Linked DNA regions of Mus musculus: regions 2 and 3 are each linked to region 1. A link is a loop called in an ENCODE intact Hi-C map of the cell type or tissue named here. Cell type or tissue: heart. All regions are shown on one strand. Region 1 has its middle 4.5 kb from the start of Gm23104. Region 2 overlaps Gm34466 (a long non-coding RNA gene). Region 3 has its middle 7.2 kb from the start of Gm34466.

Evidence for each region. A loop is a pair of places that touch in the nucleus more often than their neighbours do. Peaks named below come from ENCODE experiments on the same cell type or tissue, not always from the same donor. Only the 100,000 strongest peaks of a DNase experiment are listed, where the experiment ranks them.
Region 2: it touches region 1 in a loop (2.2-fold over the local background); 2 of 42 quality-filtered maps call a loop at or near these places.
Region 3: it touches region 1 in a loop (2.4-fold over the local background); 2 of 42 quality-filtered maps call a loop at or near these places.

The regions. Positions count from the first base shown.
Region 1 is chr13:45,028,822-45,032,821 of GRCm38, reverse strand. No RefSeq gene overlaps it. Among named protein-coding and RNA genes, the nearest start is that of Gm23104, 4.5 kb to the right of the region's middle. In heart, no CTCF peak of the experiment used is centred here; a DNase peak (open chromatin) is centred at 1,771.
Region 2 is chr13:45,263,425-45,267,424 of GRCm38, reverse strand. The region is part of intron 1 of Gm34466 (a long non-coding RNA gene); the gene reads left to right. Among named protein-coding and RNA genes, the nearest start is that of Gm34466, 2.3 kb to the left of the region's middle. In heart, no CTCF peak of the experiment used is centred here; no DNase peak of the experiment used is centred here.
Region 3 is chr13:45,273,006-45,277,005 of GRCm38, reverse strand. No RefSeq gene overlaps it. Among named protein-coding and RNA genes, the nearest start is that of Gm34466, 7.2 kb to the right of the region's middle. In heart, no CTCF peak of the experiment used is centred here; a DNase peak (open chromatin) is centred at 2,445; H3K27ac peaks cover 1,574 bases.

The sequences.
Region 1 (4,000 bases):
AGCTCCAGGGCCACTGAGAAGTGTCTGAGTTCTCCCAGCCTATCAGCCTCAGATCACATCCTTTTGAGCAATCATACCTCTACATAAGTGCCTACAAGATTACAGTATCTCAGTGATGGGGCGTGGCCCAATGGATAAAGTAATTAGTGAGCAAGCCTGAGGGTCTGAGGTCAGATCTCTTGCACCTATATCTCACCCAGAGGCAGACAAGAGGAAATCGGGGGCTCGCTGGTCAGCTAATCTGGGCTAAACAGCAAGTTCCAGGTTGGTGAAGAGATCTTGTCTCAAAAAAGTAAAATGGAGCAGGATAGAAGAAGATACTCAGAGATGCCTTCACAGAGAGAGACAGAGACACAGAGAGACAGAAAGAGACAGAGACAGACACACACACAGAGACAGAGAGAGGCACACACACACACACACACACACACAGATAAAAACAACTTCTCTCATTCTTTGGGCCTTTGTTTCTGGTCTCCCAGGTCACACACACACACACACACACAAAATCAATTTGTTATACTGTTCTCTTGTTAATCTGTTGTAAGTCTCCAATCGAAATCTAGTGATGGGAGGAGAGAGAAATCTCTTCCTCCACAACTGTCTACTGGGGTCGGGAAAAGTATGCATGTCCTGTGCAATATTTTGGGTGTGACTAAAGGGTATTTGCTCTTTGCCGGGAATCTAAATGTAAGTGGGCATCCTGCCCCTCATCTGCCAGGCCTCTTCTGAGGAATGTGATAACACCGGTTGATACTAGCACACTAACTGTCAACAGCCCTGAAGGGAGATTAGCCATTTTGTGGCATTTTCTCCTCTGTCAGGGGTTCACTCCGTGACTTTGAACTTTAACAGCTGTGGCTTTCTTGTTTTTAAAAAAACGAGGACCATAAAGACTTCCTCAAAAGTGTTAAGTCCTTTAAGGGGACGTAGTGTATGCACTGAGGGAGGCTGAGAGCTGAGCGGGGAGCGGTGTCAGCAGACTGAGGACAGCTTGGGTTACAGGATGTCAAGCCAGCCTGGGCTGTAGAATAAGACTTTTTCTCAAAAACAGAAAAAGAAAAAAAAGAAAAAGAAAACAGAAAAAAAAAGTTAAATAGCCTCATTTATTATAGCAGAATAGCTTGCATATAGGCATGATAGGCCAAGAAATAACACAATTCACACATCAGTTCTAGATGCGGATGAACCTCAAGAAACCCTAAAAACCCAAGCAACCAGTCTTCCCCAGTATCTGCCTCTGAAATGCAGAGCCGAGAATCTTGCTTCCTAGGAGAAGGCGTTTAGCCCAAACGTGTCAGAGTTCTATTTTAGAACTCCAGAGTCGGTATCAGGTCTGTCAGATGGAGTTTCCATCTCTTGCTCTCCCTGAAGAAACTGACTCACAGCAGGAAACGTTCCCGTGGAGGTCCTGATGGGGGTCACTCAACCTTGTCCCTAGCCCGCGGCTGTTTATCCTTTTTAGTTCCGTGTTCAGAAAAGTACACTGTCACTAGAAAACTTTAACATACAATTTTTTTTCTTTGACTTTATATTCTTTGTAGCCATGATAAATTCAGATGACCGAATTGAATCCCAAAAATGTAAACCTCCCGGATGTCTGCAGCAGGCCAGTGTCTTGAGGAAGACAGCAGCGTGCCCTTTCCTCTCTCAACCTCTCAAATGATGAATTCTTTCCCCCAGCTTCATGTGAGGAACAGTAGCAACAGCCAGAAGCCAGCAGCTGGTGACGGCAGCGTCCTTGGCAGCTGATGTGAGCTGCAGCGCCCCCTGCAGGCCCTCAGAGACGCAACGCGGTGTCAAGATCGCATCCTGGCTACCAGCTCTCAGGCTGCTGAGGTCTGCCCTCTGCTGACGATAGAGACTAACTACACTTTTTAAAACAACTTGTCTTTCTCAGTGCAAGGGACCCCATTCAGATAAGGTGCCCTTTACGCGTGGGTGGGAGACCAAGTCTCTACTTTGGATTTCTGCAATCTAAATTCATGGACCCCTCGGTATCACAAAAACAAAAACAATACACACAAATGAACCTACGTTCAAGTCTTGTCTCTTATGATTTTTTTTGGTCCAATTTTGAGATTTATGAAATGATGAGAGCAAATGGGAATTTTCACAAGATTGGAATTGCATGGTGGAGAGAGAGAAATGGATCGTCAAAAACAGCCGTAAGGTTAAACAGGTGTGAATGCGGGATAAATAGGTGTTCGGCGTTGTTCTCAGTGCAGAAACACTGTGCACTGGCTGGGTTTTGTGTGCCAAATTGACACAAGCTGGAGTTATCACAGAGAAAGGAGCCTCCCTTGAGGAAATGCCTCCATGAAATCCAGCTGAAAGGCATTTTCTCAATTAGTGATCAAGGAGGGAGGGCCCAGCCCATTGTGGGTGGTGCCATCCCTGGGCTGGTAGTCCTGTGTTCTATAAGAAAGCAAGCTGAGCAAGCCAGGGGAAGCAAGCCAGTAAGCAGCACCCCTCCATGGCCTCTGCATCAGCTCCTGCCTCCAGGTTCCTGTCCTGTGTGAGTTCCTGTGCTGACTTCCTTTGGTGATGAACAGCCATGTGGAAGTATAAGCTGAATAAACCCTTTCCTCCCCAACTTGCTTCTTGGTCATAATGTTTTGTGCAGGAATACAAACCCTGACTAAGAAACACTGCTCTATATTAACAGTTCTGTGATCCCAAGTTGAGGGTAAAAATGATGTTCAAGCAACCAGATCATTTAAACTATCCTGAGCTGTCTCAGAGTTCCAGGAAAACTTTTCAAAATATATCTCATGATGATGAGGACACAGAGAAACTGAAATCTGATACTTTCCTAATGAGATTATGAAACATTGCAAGTGCTGTGGAAATCAGTTTGGCATTACTTCCAAACATTTGATATAGAACCACTATATGCTTGAGCATTCTACTCTTATGTACATCCACCCCCACCCTCCACAAAGAAATGAAAAACGGGTCCATATACAAAAGCCTGAACATGAATAGTAGACAAAACAGCCACAAGATAACAATCCAAAGGCATAAGAAACAAGGATGTTGGTGGCTGGAGAGATGGCTCAGTGGTTAAGAGGATGGACTGCTCTTCCAAAGGTCTTGAGTTCAATTCCTAGCAACCACATGGTGGCTTTATTTATTTGTTTTTATGTATATATGCACACTGTAGCTGTACAGATGGTTGTGAGCCACCATGTGGTAGCTGGGAATTGAACTTAGGACCTCTGGAAGAGCAGTCCGTGCTCTTAACGGCTGAGCCATCTCTCCAGCCCCCAATTTTACAGTTTTTTTTTAAATTAGGTATTTAGCTCATTTACATTTCCAATGCTATACCAAAATTACCCACCCACCCCTACTCCCCTACCCGCCCACTCCCCCTTTTTGGCCCTGGCGTTCCCCTGTTCTGGGGCATATAAAGTTTGCGTGTCCAATGGGCCTCTCTTTCCAGTGATGGCCGACTAGGCCATCTTTTGATACATATGCAGCTAGAGTCAAGAGCTCCGGGGTACTGGTTAGTTCATAATGTTGTTCCACCTATAGGGTTGCAGATCCCTTTAGCTCCTTGGGTACTTTCTCTAGCTCCTCCATTGGGAGCCCTATGATCCATCCATTAGCTGACTGTGAGCATCCACTTCTGTGTTTGCTAGGCCCCGGCATAGTCTCACAAGAGACAGCTACATCTGGCTCCTTTCGATAAAATCTTGCTAGTGTATGCAATGGTGTCAGCGTTTGGATGCTGATTATGGGGTGGATCCCTGGATATGGCAGTCTCTACATGGTCCATCCTTTCATCTCAGCTCCAAACTTTGTCTCTGTAACTCCTTCCAAGGGTGTTTTGTTCCCACTTCTAAGGAGGGGCATAGTGTCCACACTTCAGTCTTAATTTTTCTTGAGTTTCATGTGTTTAGGAAATTGTATCTTATATCTTGGGTATCCTAGGTTTTGGGCTAATATCCACTTATCAGTGAGTACATATTGTGTGAGTTCCTTTGTGAATGTGTAA
Region 2 (4,000 bases), 230 kb before region 1:
GTGTGTAAAGGGGGGGGGGGGGAGGGGGAGAAATGGCCTGGCTTAAGGAGAGATTTACTTAAGCATTTCATAGTCATGTCCAGATTTGGAGGCGGGGATTAATTTGGTTTCTTGTTTCATTTTGTCTTAATAAGTTAAATAGATCTATAAGTTGATTATCAGCCTGGAAATGACTTTGAAACCAAGACCAGAGGACAGCCTCTTAACTGTATGCATCCCTCACCACACTTCAGTCAAGTGTATGCATCCCTCACAGGCCAAGTGACTCTGTCACGCTGCCTTTCTCTAAGACAAAATCGGCGCATGAGGATCTTGGTCCGAGTTACATCCCCTGTGAGCTCCAAGACTTGAATCTCCTGCAGGGCAAATTTCCAAGCAAGTTTCTTTCCCTGTTGCAGACTGAGAGCCATTGTTCTTAGTCAAAACCAAAAACTAAATTAAACACAAGAGAGCAAGCCAGGAATCTAAACTCCTTCCCAGTAGTTTCTGATGACTCCCACAAAGGAAGGGAAACTCAGGGGAAGAGGAAGCAAGAAGATATATAGGTCAGAGTTGACTGGGTTTACATTCGGTTCCCCAGGCAAATGTTTCTGGGACATTGCACTGCTTAACACACTGCCCTTGTGGGTAGTCTCACCCAGTGTTTGCAGGTGTGTGTGTGTGTGTGTAGAGCTAAATATGCTGACTGTGTGAAAGAGCCAAGCACCCATCTTTAAGTCACTCCTGGCAAAGAAGCAATGTTTTGCTTCTTTGTAGGTTAGATATATGAATTCACTTTTCCGTTGCGGTGATAAAACACAGCGACCAGAGGTGAGCTATGAAAGAAAGACTTTGTTTTGACTTATGGCTCCAGAGGGACAGAGTCCATCAATGATGGGGGAGGGGGGAGGGATGGCACAGAGGCAGGAACAGGAAGCAGGGATCACATGTCATCTACACAAGCAGAGTGGAGTGGGTGGTGCTGCAAGGAGGTGTGGTGAGGGGGAGCAGGAAAGGAGGCAAGGCTAAAAATCTCTCAAAGTCCTGCCTCAATGACGTATTTCCTCCAGCAAGACTCCACCTGATAAAAGGCTCCATAGATTCCCGAAACAGCACTAACTCAGGACCATGTCAAAAACATGATATATAGAGGATATTTTGTATTCAAACTATCATAGATGCATTGAGATTATATGACTCCATCTCTGTGGGGCCATTATGTGAAATATCTATGCAAACAGAATGTATGGCTGGTTCAACTTCTAATTGTTTTCCGGTCTGTAAATGAAAAATAGATCAGAATATTTTTTAATCAGAAGTCTTCTTACTGTAAGTCTAGTTGAATTTTTAAAAAAATTTTGCTTAAAAGCTAGTTCCTTACCCCCAGTGAATTATTTTTGTCTGTGTGCAATTTGCCCGTCTCCTATCAGGCTTGTTGATTTATTTTCAGCGTGTGTTACCTAACTGGGAGAGAGTTCAAGCCCTCCCTGCTAGAAGTTGCAAACATTTCTCCCAGTTGGTCATTTGTCTCCTGATGTTGCTTGTGGCATATTTTGCCACTGAAAATGGTGTTCATGTAGCCTTAGACAGGGTTATTGATCTTTTACTATATTGAGTCACAGAAAGGCTTTCCAACTAAGAAGTCAGAAAGTCACCCAAGTTTTCTCAGAAAAATAAACAGCTCCATTTATTACACGCAGCTCTTCAACCCACTAGGAGTTTTTCCTTGTTTTTCTCCTTCTTCCTAAGATACAGTCTCCTTCTGGGTGTGTCTTAAGGTATATCCAGAGGGGATTGAAAAGGGAAGAACCCCCTGGAGGTGGTCCACAGTATCCCCTGAGCTCTGGCCACAGATTGAATAAAAGGCAGGTGGGGGGAGTTAGCTGGGCACCCATGGTGATGTCAACGAAAATAATCAGCACAGTGGAAGAAGCCTTCTCATCATACCACACCAACGCAGCTATCATCTTTCAAAGACTCTTGTAAACAAGAAGAGTGCTCTTCCGAGATTCCCTTGCCTGAGCCAGATTCCACAGGCTCCAAGTGATGTGAGACTGGAGTCGGCCTTGAGTCTCCATCTTTCTCAGTGGTCCCCACACATTCTCTTTGATGTGTGGGAATCCTCATCCCTTCCCCTCTCATCTTCCTTGCCTTCTCCCAGTATGGGCCTCTCAGAGAGGGCAGGAAAAACTCCTCATCCCATTTACTCCTGTGTTTCAATGAGATTTGTAAGGAAATCTCTTTCAGAATCTCTCCTGAAACAATAGTCCTCAGCAGACCAAATAGAAGTCTGTGGGATGAGGAGATGGACTACCAGAAGACCAGTGTCTGAGATCATTGAGAGCTGTTTTTCAACATGTCAGCACCTTGTGTGTAGCCAGAACCTTCCCTCTGACATTCTGTAACCACCCTGGGTTGACGTGGACCACTTCCAAATAAGGTGACATCCCCGTCAATTCTGGACCTCAGTTCAATCTCTTCCTCCTTCACGAAGCCTGTCCTGACTGGACTGGAACAGATGATTTCTGTGTTTCTCATTGCTAGTCATAGCAGCAGGGTGGAGGGAAGTTTATTGAATAAGTGTCTAATAAATACATAAACTGCAAATAGCATAATGTTCAGAAGGAACAAATGACAAAGGCTGTAAACTCTTTGCTGTAAGACAACAGGGCATGATTAAGTTCATAGTACCCCCCCATCTGTCTTTAATGTGCTGTCTCTTATCTTTGCCATGCTCCCTGAAATCTAGAGATTACGATGGAGGCTAGGACTGTAGGTTATACAAATAAAACTCAAACTCATAAACCTCTCATGACTTGGGTTAAAACTTCATTATATAGGAAAGGACAAGATAACATGGTGACTGTCCCAGGACTAGCTTGACAGTCTCCTATTGATGCAACAACTGTGGCCACCAATAGATTGTTTAATCTGCTCACCTAAAGATCCTGTGAGGAGTGTACGATTATCCCCATCATATACCTAAGAGGCTGAGGCTCAGAGCTTCAGGTCATCACCCTTTGTCACCCAGCTAGTATGGGAAGGAACTGGGAACTCCGCTATAGGTTGTTTTCTGCACAGGCATGCCTGTTAACTATGCTACTTTGATTATTAGGAAGTGGTTAAGGACAAGGCAGCACCTGTGCTCTTTTAGATCCATAGTTTTTCCATCAAAAAAAAAAAAAAAAAAACCAGCATGGCCTGGGAGTATTATGTGAATGGTAGAAAGAGAGAGGGGAAGTAAAAGAAAAAAAAGAAAAAAAGAAAAAAAATGAAAGTTAACATAGTACGTTTTCTCTTTATTTTAGAAAGAATTATAAGTCATCTACCAACTGGATAATATTACTTTAATCAAGTTAGAAGTGTAAGTCTCTTTAGAAAATTCCAACTCCATATGTGTTCCTGTAATGATTTCTGTGCTTTTTCGTTCCCCTTTCCTTTCACCTAAGACTGGATGGCAACGATGGTAAAGATGCATGGAGATCGGACACATCCATCAGAATGCTGAAAACCAAAGACATGGTTAATGACCACACATACAACTGTTTACATGTATACAATACAGGCTAGAATCTGCACACGAAGAAAGAAAACGCAGGTCGTATTTGTTTTGGCTTCTGAGTTTGGGCTACCTCACTTAATATTTTCCATTCTAAGCCCATCAGTTTCTCTGCAAATTTTATGTCCTTCTCTTTTCAGCCAAATACTACTCCATTTTATACATGGGTCCAGAGAGCTCAAACAACCAGTCTCTCACAAACATAATCACTTCTCAGAACACAGCTGCTTTTCTTCTTTTTGGTTGTTTGTTTGTTTGTTTGTTTGTTTTCAAGACAGGGTTTCTCTGTATAGCCCTGGCTGTCCTGGAACTCACTTTGTAGACCAGGCTGGTCTTGAACTCAGAAATCCGCCTGCCTCTGCCTCCCAAATGCTGGGATTAAAGGTGTGCTCCACCACCGCCTGACCACAGTGTCTTTTCAAAGACACACTAGCAAGTACTGGCAAAAAGATAGCCACCAGC
Region 3 (4,000 bases), 240 kb before region 1:
TTTTTGCCAGTGATGGCAGGCATTACAGGTATGTCCCCCATACACATACCTGGTTTTTATGTTGCAGCTTATGTCCTAACTCATTTCTATACTTGCTCACCACATCTGGCATTCTCAGAGGACATACTTCTGAGAAACTAAGTACTAAGGACCATATATAATTATATACTACCTCATTTTCTTAACTTAGTGGGTTTGAATGAGAATGGTGCCCATAGGCTCATGTGTTTGAATGGTTTTTTTCCCCTATTTTCTGGAACTGTTTGGGAAGGATTAGAAGGAGTAGCCATGTTGAAGGAGGGGTATCACTAGGAGTAGGCTTGAAGGTTTTGAACACCCATGCCAGGCCCAGTCTTTCTCTCCATCTCCCTCTATTCCCCCATATCTATCCTTCTCCCTATCCCTCCCTCCCTCCTACATACAGATCAATCTGTAAGATCTCAGACACTGCCCCAGGGCTATGCCTGCCTGCCTTGCCACCATGCTCTTCCACGATGGCCATAGACTCACCCTCTGAAACGGTAATGCTTTCTTCTACAAGTTGCCTTGGTCATGGTGTTTTGTCATAGCAATAGCAAAGCAACTAAGACAGGCAACACGAATAATTTTAGTGTTAATCCACTCATGACTCAGTCATATTATTCAACATATATCCAATGAGCTGTGACCATGTGCCAAGTAGAAAACCATGCAGGCCAAGAGGGACACAGACTCTCCCTGCTGTCATTGAACATAGCACGTAGGCAATGGAGTTGGAGAATAGTAGGAGAGTAAACACACAGGATTAGAATACATGCTGGGACCAGGAGGAGTCTGTCATGGATTAGACAGAGAAAATATGAGAATGAGCAGGCTGAACGAAAGCTGGTGGGCTGGAAAATGGCTCAGTGGGTCCAGAAGCTTGCTGGCCTGAGATATTGCCTGAACCCCACATGGAAGGAGGAAAGGACAGACTGCCAGAAACTGCCCTCTGCCCTTCACATGCACACCCTACCCCATGCTGACATATAAAGAAATAAACCAAATAATTATGGGTTTTTTTTTTTTAAAGAAGAAGGAGGAGGAGGAGGAGGCAGCAAGGCAAGGCAAGGCAAGGCAAGGCAAGGCAAGGCAAGGCAAGGCAAGGCAAGGCAAGGCAAGGCAAGGCAAGGCAAGGCAAGGCAAGGCAAGGCAAGGCAAGGCAGAGGAAATTCCAGGCAGAGGTTACAACAGGTGAGAAAGTACTGAAGTAAATGACAAGGCAAGATCTTCAAAGGACAGACATGGGGGGGGGGGCGGTCACTGTGCATGAAGCTGGCTATCCTGGCAGACAAAAGGCAGGATACTGCAGCTGCCTTCTCATCTTTGAGCTTTCCCTGGACCCTTGAATGGATGGCATGTTCATTGATCCAAGAAGGCCTCTACTTTGATATCCCGGGCACCAAAATTCTCCTGGCAAGACTATGACACTCTTCTCACAGTGAGGAAACATCTTCATCTTGTAAAACTGCCTCAAGGCTAATTAACCCTCTGTTCAGCACGGGGAGACCTGAGTTCACTGCTGGCTCGATACTGGGCCCCAGGAAGCAAGATCTGAACAGAGACAAACCTGCTTTCCACTCTAGGGTCATGCGGACTCTCAGTATGCCTGCTCAGAGGAGTAATAGGCATGTTTTCAAAAACAGACATTCCATTCAGATAATTACCAGGACAACCCACGATGCCAGATTCCGTACTAGGAAATAACTTGTTTGTCTTCCTTTTGTATCTATCAAATCTTTTAACATGCAATAAAATATGTGTGTGAGAAAGACACAAGGAGCATAACATTTGACTCACAATAATCACACTCTATTTTGGCTTAATAAGATATCGAGATATCTGTTACAGTTCCTGACAAATGTGCCAGCATTAGTTGTAGTTCTCTCTGGATAGGAAGTTGAACCCCAGTCAACTAACTCTGAAGATGACAGGTATTGGGGAGACAAAGCTAGTTCAAGTTTCTCTGGAATGAAGTTTCCAATCATTTCGTCCAAGAAGGAAACGGCAATCTTCAAATTGTGCGTACACAAGCATTTCCTCTGGAAGCTCAGAATGTTCTTGTATTTTCAAAACAAGGCAATCATAATGCCTCCTTAGACATGGCTTTGTTTACCTGCTTAACTTCCTTCTGTTCCTGTAGGTCAGAAGTTAGTCGTTTCACAACCCACGGAGGGAAAAGACATTAAAACTCCATCTTTCCTGTTCTTGAACTTTCTGAACAATAGTCTCGGTTTCCTTCAGAGAGGAAAGTCTTCTGTGGAGGCACACTGTCCTGGTAGAAGGCAAACAATGCTGCTAAGCACATGTTTTGGCTCAGAGAGACACAACAACTGTGCTCTGTGTCTATCCTCTTATCTAAAGTGTTGGGATGACAGCCACCGTCCACAAGTCTGCCCTCCAGCTCTGTGGGTAAATGTAAGCTGCCGCAGCAGCTCAAGAGCCCCACACTGAAGGTTGCCAAAAGGACATGGGGGAATGTCCAGTGAGTGAGCTCTAATGATGATGATACAAGAGCTCTCCCCTCCCCCACACACCCTCCAGGAAGTGATGAGAGCGCCTGAGGCCTCGGCCAGGTTGTATTAGTGTCCTGTTTGGAACTAGAGATCAAGGATTAGACAGGTTTTTCCACTTTGAAGGTCAGAACTAAGTGGTGCTTGCATCGTAGCCTTGTGCTGTGATGACCTCTGTACCTTCACAGTTCACTGGAGCAGGTTGCTCACATTGTTCATTCTGGTGTCTCAGAGTTTATCCCAGTGTCTGTGCTCCATGATGAACCGTTGAATGAATATATAAAAAACAACCAACCAAACCAAAATATTCAAAACAACAATGACAAAAACAACAAAACAAAACAAAACAGGGTTTTATCATGTAGCCCAGGCTAGCCTTGAACTTCACGTTCCTCCTATTTCTGCCTCTACTCCAGAATACTGAATTTACAGATATGTGACACAACTTGAACTCATAAATTGAACCTTCTAAAATGTTTCTCATATTAGAACCAAGGAGCTAGATCCTTGGTTAGTGGCCCCAGGAGAGCAAACTTTCTTGTCACCCAGTCATATGGAACTCTCAGCTAAGCATGTCACGCAATGACAGCTGAAGGGAGCATGAGCTGCCTACAGCCATAAGCATGGCTTTATGACTCAGTGTGTCACCCAACACAGGGCTAGTTAGCATTCTTTATTGCACAGTGACACATAGAAACAGGACTTGGAGAGCAGACTGGAATAAAGCACATAGGCTGCTTATGGCAGGAGACTGGCCTGAGGGTCAGGTATCCCAAGCCCCAATGGTCTCCAGGAAGGTTATATAGTTTTGCGTGGATATATACTTCAACCTATCAAGTGAGCCTGGCGTCTGAGACAGCTGAGCAGCCAAGCTGACCTACTATACCTCCTGCAAAACATAGTCATTAGGCAACTGTGACTCCTTAGCATAAGATCTAGGTTCCAGGTTCAGCATCTTCATCAGTATCAAGCGCCATCTCCCTAAGTTCACCCAGTAATAAAGATAACCAGAGTGTGGAGGGCTGCGCCAGCTGAAGATGACCATCCCTGAAAATACCACATTTCTTCATACTTGAATATCAATTATAATTTATGGAAAGCATTCTCATGTGAGGCATTGTTTGATACTAAAGCGTGGGGGTGGTCAATCTCAGTAGTCAACTTGACCTGGAGTCAATAAGAGGCAAGCTACTGAACACACCTGTGAGAGATATGCCCTATTGAGTTACCTGGAGTGGGAAGGACCAACCTAAACATGGGCAGTACCTAAACATGGGCAGTACCTTCTGATGTCAGGCAGGTTAAAAGAGGTTAAAGGAGGAAGCTTGGCTTTTCGAGTGCTTGCCTTCGGTCTTGCTGGCAAGTTCAACTACTCTGCTGCTGCTGCTGCATTTCTTTGCTGACTTCAGAGTCCAGCTTCTGCAGGTCTCCTACGTGAGCTAAAGACCAGAAGTTCTTCAGGAATCCTC